Linked DNA regions of Homo sapiens: region 2 is linked to region 1. The links are chromatin contacts, found by Hi-C or POLR2A ChIA-PET in ENCODE. All regions are on one chromosome and are shown on one strand. Each heading gives the region's core, a stretch centred on a gene start or an enhancer-like site at or near the end of the contact. The rest is flanking DNA. Distances are from core to core; before and after follow the strand shown.

Region 1 (3,413 bases), core at 613-3,112:
GATCATCTGGAGGGAGCCAGATCAGATTAAGAATAAGAAGGAAATCCAGGCTGGGCACCGTGGCTCACGCCTGTATTCTCAGCACTTTGGGAGGCTGAGGTAGGCAGATCACCTGAGGTCAGGAGTTTGAGACCAGCTGGCCAACATGGCAAAACCTCATCTCTACTAAAAATACAAAAATTAGCTGGGTGTGGTGCCGGGCGCCTGTCATCCCAGCTACTTGGGAGGCTGAGGCAGCAGAATCACTGGAACCCAGGAGGCGGAGGTTGCAGTGAGCCAAGATTGTGCTGCTGCACTCCAGCCTGGGTGACAAAGTGAGACTCCACCTCAAAAAAAACAAAAAGAAAACAAAGTAAATCCAGTCTTTAGGGTCATAATAAACCAACCCTAAGGATGCCAAACCAGGTATTCAGGAGAAGAACAGCAATCTGCTCAAATGTAACCCAAAGGCAGTAGCTCTCAGCCCCAGCCAGCCTGCCACATAGACATCGTTTGTGATTGTGGGGGTTGCCAACTAAGAACACCAAATCACAATCCCTTTCTGCCCCCTGGTAGCCCACAGTCCAGTGTTTCACATGTCTGAATGTTCTCTGGTATCTCAAGCAACGTGTGAGCCTAAGAGTAAGAACTCCCTAGATTCAAATTGTGACTCCCCCATCTACTGTGTGACCTTGGGCAAGTTACATAACCTCTCTGTGCCTCAGTTACCTTATCTGTAAAATAAATACCTTCTTTGCCACATTGTTGAGAGAATTAAGTGAGCCAATACTGCAAAGCATTGAGGAGAGTGTCTGACACATAGTAAGCGCTTAATAAATGTTAGCTACTTTTATACCAAAGTCCTCTATTTAGGAAGTCCTTATTGTTTCTTATCAGCCAATACCTTCACAGGAATGAGCAAGAAGTTGTATAGGCTGAAGAGGGTGGAGGTGGAGACAAGTGGAGTGAGGAGTTAAAAGCATGGCAGAAAACAAAAAGCTCTCTGTTTCTCAATGCTGCTGGGTATCTGTCACCATGGTGATTTGGGGCTGGGACTAGGGGAAGGTGCACAATGAAAGCAGCTGCCTGGGCGCCTCTCAGCCCCACCCTGGTTCTGGCTCATCTTGGCACTCATACTGGTTTCCTCCTAGGGCCTTTCTTTGGGTTTTCCTGGCATCCTCTTTGATGACATAGGAAAGAACATGGACAAATATATGAGAGAAATAAAGAAAAGTTAGAAAACTAGTTACTCACCAAACATTCCGTAAAACTACAGTCAATGTGGGAGCCCAAGAGTGATGCCCACTTTCAAACACCGCTGCCCCCACCAGTGACTCAGTCTAGAACAAGTAGAGTCTGAATAGAGAGCACCCCCCATCAGCTCCCACTCCCGCCCCACACCGCGCTGAGAGAGCTGCCCAGGGTGGGTAAGAGTTAGGAGGGACTGTCTGGTCAGCCGCGGGGAGCGTGTCAACCTCATTTAACCCTGCAGAAGCATTTCCCCCTTGTTTGTACTTAGAACAAACCAGGAATCCATTCTTTCACAGAGCACTGCTCCTGTCCTGAGCTGGCCGCTTGCCTGGTAGCCAATCGAAATGTCTAGCCGCCCCCTAGTGGTAAAGGTTTGTGCCATGGCTGTAGAGAAGGCACCTAAGATCCTGAAAGGTGATGGGAAGGGTGTTTGAGAATGCGCCTTCTTCCCCCTCCTGTGCAAATGGATGTGCCAAACATTTGCTGCGCCAGGGGCCACCTTGGCTCACTTCTCTGCCAGACGCTATGGTGGGAGGTGAGATGCTTGCTGGGCAGAGACCAGATTTAATTTTCTGCTTGTTTCCATAAGTAAACTGTCTATCCCTTGTCAGAGCTTCTCCTTAAGCTCTTTCTGCATCAGGGTGGTAGACACAACATCTGTGGATGCTTTTGATTTCTTGTTTGCCTAGGAACTAACTGGAACCTCTGTGAAGATGGAATGTGGTTTTCTTTCCCTTTCTTTTGGTCCACCTGTCAGTAAGGGGACAGGAGGGAAACCCTCAGGGCTGGCTCATATCTTTAAGGCAGCCCCTGAGTGGTATTCCATGTGGATTGGCTCATTGGTCTTTAATTTCCAGGCTTAGCTTGATCGTAGATTTTAGACAATTTATACTTAATGGTAATTAACAAACACCGATCATTTGAAGGAGTGTTGCTTGGTGACTAAGAGCATAGGCTCTGGCGCCCAGACTACTCAGAATCAACCCTCATCTTTATCACTTACAAGCTGTGTGACCTTGGGAAAACTCCTTAACTTCTCTGTGCCTCAGGTTTCTAATCTGTAAACAGGGGTAATAAGAGAAATTACCTGATAGGCTTACCCAGAGGACTAAATGAGTTAAATTTGTAAAACCCCTGGAGTAGAACCTGATACATTGTGAATGTTGTGTTAGTTATTAGGAAAGTTGTTGTTATATGTCATGGATATCAGTAATTATTATGTTTATTATTATTATGCATTATTAGACATATCACTTCCTTTATCTCCTCCACAATCCTTTTGTTATCCCCATTTCACAGATGAAGAAACTAAGGCAGGAAGTTGTTAAGTGTCTTTCCAAAAGACTGTGTCAAACGGGCCCAGCACTGAGGAGTTCACGCAATCCATCATAGGAGTTCAGAGAGTCACAGGGTAAGCTCATGATCTAAACAAATATCTGTGAGGAAGTGTTATCAGTCCTCAGACAGAAATCTGAAGAGGGTATTGTGTGGTGGATAAAATAGGGAGGCCAAGAGGGGAAGGAAGAGTCAGGAAATCCATGGATAGAAAGGGGAAGAGAAGGGTGAACAGAAGAAATATTGTGAACAAAGGCAAAGATGTGGGAGGCAGCAAGGGATGCTCTGCAAGCACGGTGAGTGTTGGTTGCAGTGAGAAACAGGATGAGCTGTGTACAGTGACTCACGCCTAGAATCCCAGCACTTTGGGAGGCTAAGGCAGGAGGATCGCTGAAGCCCAGGAGTTCAAGACTAACCTGGCCAATGTAGCGAGATCCCCGTCTCCAAAATATTTTTTTTTAATTAGCTGGTCATGTTGGCTCACATTTGTAGTCCCAGCTGCTTGGAGGGTGAGGTGGGAGGATTGCTTGAGGCTGGGAGTTCGAGGCTACAGTAAGCTATGATTGTGCCACTGTACTCCAGCCTGAGGGACAGAGAAAGTCCTTGTTTCAAAAAAAAAAAAAAAAAGAAAAAAGAGAGAAAGAGAGAGAGAAGCAGGATGAGATGGGATTGAGAGGAGAGGAGGAGTCAGATCAGCCCTTTCAGGCTGGGCTGCACTGTTGGACTAGAAGCCCATGAGCAAAGGCTCTCAAATAGGGAAGTGACATGAGAGAGCCAGAAAATCCACTCGTCTGCCCTCTTTTACAATAACTGATAAAATTCCTGATGTGGAGTAATAGTTTTGAATT
Region 2 (3,345 bases), core at 815-3,314, 62 kb before region 1:
TGTGTGAAGGGCTGGAGAACCCTTAAGTATGCCTAAGACAGGGAAGAGGAGGAAAAGGCCACCGAGGAAGGAAAGATCAATTGCGGGGAGAGGGGAGACCGGTAGAAGGAGCACCCTGACCAAGCTGCAAAGTCTGGATCCCAGAGACAGCTAGCTGCTGGGACTGACTCACTGCTGAGGGGCCGGAACTGCGAGGAGATGGCACAGTTTTAATTATAAGCTCTGACTAACAACAGACCGGTGCCCCCAACTGCACACGTAGGAAGCAGGCAGAGGCTACCCCAAAGTGGCAGAAACAAGGAACTCTCTGTTCCTCCTGCTCCCTTTTCGCCTCTCATCTGAGGCTTGCCACTCCGCGGACACACCCGGCGCTCGCCAAGTTGTCGCATCGCCCCCCGGTGGGGAACGCCCCTCCCTGCTCTCCGGACAATTGGAGGGAAGCACAGAGCAGCGGGGGTGTCTCCGTCCTGCCAAGGGCTGCCTGTCCCTCGCCCAGTGCGGGGAAACTGGTCCGAGAGAATGAATGGCTTTCGCCGAGCGCCGGAAGCTGACGGGCGTGGGGCGCTTCTTGCCCCCAAGCACCCGCGCCCGCGTGGGGTGTCCCTCAGCCCGGGTCTCTACTCTGAGGGTGAGAAGCGTTCGCGTCACAGCCAAGGGTTCCTTCCTCACACGTGCACCCACCCACAAGACCGGAAGGAAAGCTTCGCTTTTGCCTTCCCCCCTGCCCCCCGGCCCTCCCTACCTGAATTCCGGGACCAGGTTAGGCTGCAACCCGTAGATGGCAGAGGAAAGAGTAACCAGCCACCCGGGCTTGTAACTCCCGTTCTCGCACTCCAGATAAGGCGGAGACCACTTGAAGTGGCTCTTGTCCCCGCCGAGCCCGTCCTTGCGCCGCCAGCTGTGGCCCAGGCCCCGGGGCCCCTGATTGGGGCCGCGGCGGTGTAAGTGGGGCCTCCACTTGCGCCGGAGGCCGTGGAACCACTCGGTCTCCAGAGTGGCGTTGGCCAGGTGGGGTGCGGAGGAGGACAGGTCTTGGAGCAGGATGCGGCTCTCCTCGCGCGTGGCCTGGAGGAAGACCTGTGGGGCCGGTGCGGACAGCGAATCGGTGCTGAAGGTGATGGCCGCCCGGGAGATGCTGGGCTCGCCCTCCAGAAGGCTCCACACCAGCGCCTGGTACCAATCCAGGTCGTCCTGCAAGTTCTGCTCCCGCGACTTATTGCTCTGCAGCATCACGTTGAGGAAGTTGGTGGCGTGTGTCAGTGTGTCCAGCGCCCGGTGCAAGGAGGGGTGCGCGCTGGCCAGGGCTGGCCACTTCCCCGGCAGGCCCGCCAACTCGTAGCGGCCGGAGCAGTTGGCTCGCTTCAGCTGGTGGGAGTCCCCGGTGTAGAGGTAAGAGGCCACGTCCATGGGCACCTCCTCGGCGAGTTTCTGCGCCAAGATGGTGCCATCGGTGGAGCGGCTCCAGGGAGCCGAGGAGTCCGAGGCAGAGGCTCGACCCGGCTGCTGGGCGTGCGGCTTCCCCTTCGGGGTCCTCTCTCGAGGGGAATCCGGCCGTCCTTGGGGGTCGCGGCTGGCGCCAACAGCTCCCAATCCCAGCTGAGCAAGCAGGAGGCAGAGGAGTAAGGGGTAAGCCATGGCTCCCATCTGCCTCCCAGAGAGAAGAGGAGGGAACGGGAGGGGGGGGAATCACTTTTTAAATTTGGATCGTCAGTTTCTCAACAGTCAGACTTTTTCGAGGAGTCTTCCCCCTTCTCCAGATGGCACCCAGTCCAAAGGACTTGAAAATAAGAATGTTTCGAGATTGGCCCCGGGTGGCTAAGCTACCGTCGCAGAAATCAAGTCACCTGTGGCAGCGCTGGCCGTGCCCGCTGCGCGAGGGGCCGGCTGGGGATTACGCACCTCGCAGCCTGGAGCCGAGCGGGTTACATGGCCTCGCGCTCCCAGCGGCTGGAGTCAGCCCGAGTCCGTCTCTCGGCCCGGCTGCCGCCACCGCCGCTCTCATTGAGGCGCGTTCAGAAGCTGCTGCTGCTGCTGCCGCCGCGGCCGCCGAAGACGCTGCTCCATAGTCTCACCCGCCGCAGGTCGTTCCCGCCTCCCGGCACTGGCTCCTCCTCGACCGCTTCGCCCGGAGGCGCGGGGCGCGCGCCCAGACCCGCACCGCGAGCGCAGCCGCGACTCCCGAGGAGCGAAGACGTCCTTTAAGACGTTCGTCTGTCCGGAGTAGCGAAGGCCGGGCGGCTGGTTAATTGCAGCCTTTAGGTTTGGCCGCAAACCACACTCCACCCTCTCTCCCTGCTCCCTCCTCGGGGGAGGAAAGCCAGTTTAAAGAGGCAGCTTGGCCGCAACCAAACCCTTGTAGGGCGGCTGCAAGTCGTCTTGTTCCCTGTTTGGTCGGCTCCTCTGTCAATCAGCCGACTGCCATTTGTGGGGCCGGGGAGGGAGCTGTCCAGTGCTGAACCCGAGGCGGCCCGCGGGCGGCGGGGGCGCGGGAGGCAGCCTGCCGAGTCCTCGCACCCACTCGCGTTCCGGATGACTCGGAAACCTGCGTGGGTGGCGTAGGGTGGGCGGCAGAGGGGGGAGAAGCAGAGATTCGGTGGCTCAGAGCGAAGGAAACTTGGACGTACTGAGGGGGAGGGTGTTGGCGTCTTGCATGCTTAGTTAAATCAGCCTTTTGCCTGGAAAAGAGGGAGAAGGGAGTAGTTTTCATTTCTAGGTGAAATTAGACAGAAGGGACATAGGATGGAGACGTGTCCTCCTGAGCATCTGCTCATTTTAGGCAAATTATCAAATCATCTTTCTTGTTGTCAGTTAAAGAAATGATTAAAACATACTTGTCTAGGCTCATCTTAGCTGAGGGAGTAATGGAGAAATCTACCAGCTGTGCTTTAAGGAGAGAAAAAAAAGTCATATTTAAGGAATCTCTGCTTGGGGGCCAGAATGGAGGGGAACGTGTAAAAATGTATGCAAGTAAAGATGTGTAAGGGAGAGAGCAAGGGGGAGGACTCATGAGCTCTGGGAGAATGAGAAGGAGCCTGTGTTGAGTGAGAAGGGAAATCATCCTGACTGGGAGTTCCTGGAATTGAGAGATAAGAACTAAGACTTCTATTTAGCTAAAGGTTGGGATATCCCAGCAGAAGAAAGAAGAACTGAGCAAGTATGCCAAGTCCCCCAAATTATTGGTAAATTTCTTAACACAATCTAATTGATGTTTTGACGCTTATTAGAGAATTTAAGTGTCTTCTGACACTCCAAAAGTAGACTGGTACCAGAAAAGTAGTGTTTTGCACAGCTAGCTCCACTTTCCATATGCACCTCTATTTTCAAATTCCCCAAGAAAGACACAAA

What was found. A loop is a pair of places that touch in the nucleus more often than their neighbours do. ChIA-PET counts read pairs that join two places held with the same protein, here RNA polymerase II (POLR2A). Pooled maps may share reads with other maps.
Region 2: a map of mammary epithelial cell shows a loop between it and region 1 (3-fold over the local background). The contact joins the promoter of GPR158 here to the promoter of LINC01516 in region 1. A Hi-C loop is called at or near these places in 6 of 168 maps with a recorded cell type or tissue (Caco-2, K562, chondrocyte and 3 more) and 3 of 50 pooled maps. POLR2A ChIA-PET finds 5 or more read pairs at or near these places in 1 of 52 experiments (HEK293T).

What each region holds. Positions count from the first base shown.
Region 1 is chr10:25,111,507-25,114,919 of GRCh38, reverse strand. LINC01516 (long intergenic non-protein coding RNA 1516) reads right to left here and starts at 1,862. Exons shown (of 8, transcript NR_120649.1): 1 at 1,234-1,862. RefSeq lists a silencer at 1,496-1,545.
Region 2 is chr10:25,173,720-25,177,064 of GRCh38, reverse strand. GPR158 (G protein-coupled receptor 158) reads right to left here and starts at 2,064. Exons shown (of 11, transcript NM_020752.3): 1 at 743-2,064. The coding sequence starts at 1,644. GPR158-AS1 (GPR158 antisense RNA 1) reads left to right here and starts at 789. Exons shown (of 2, transcript NR_027333.2): 1 at 789-1,389.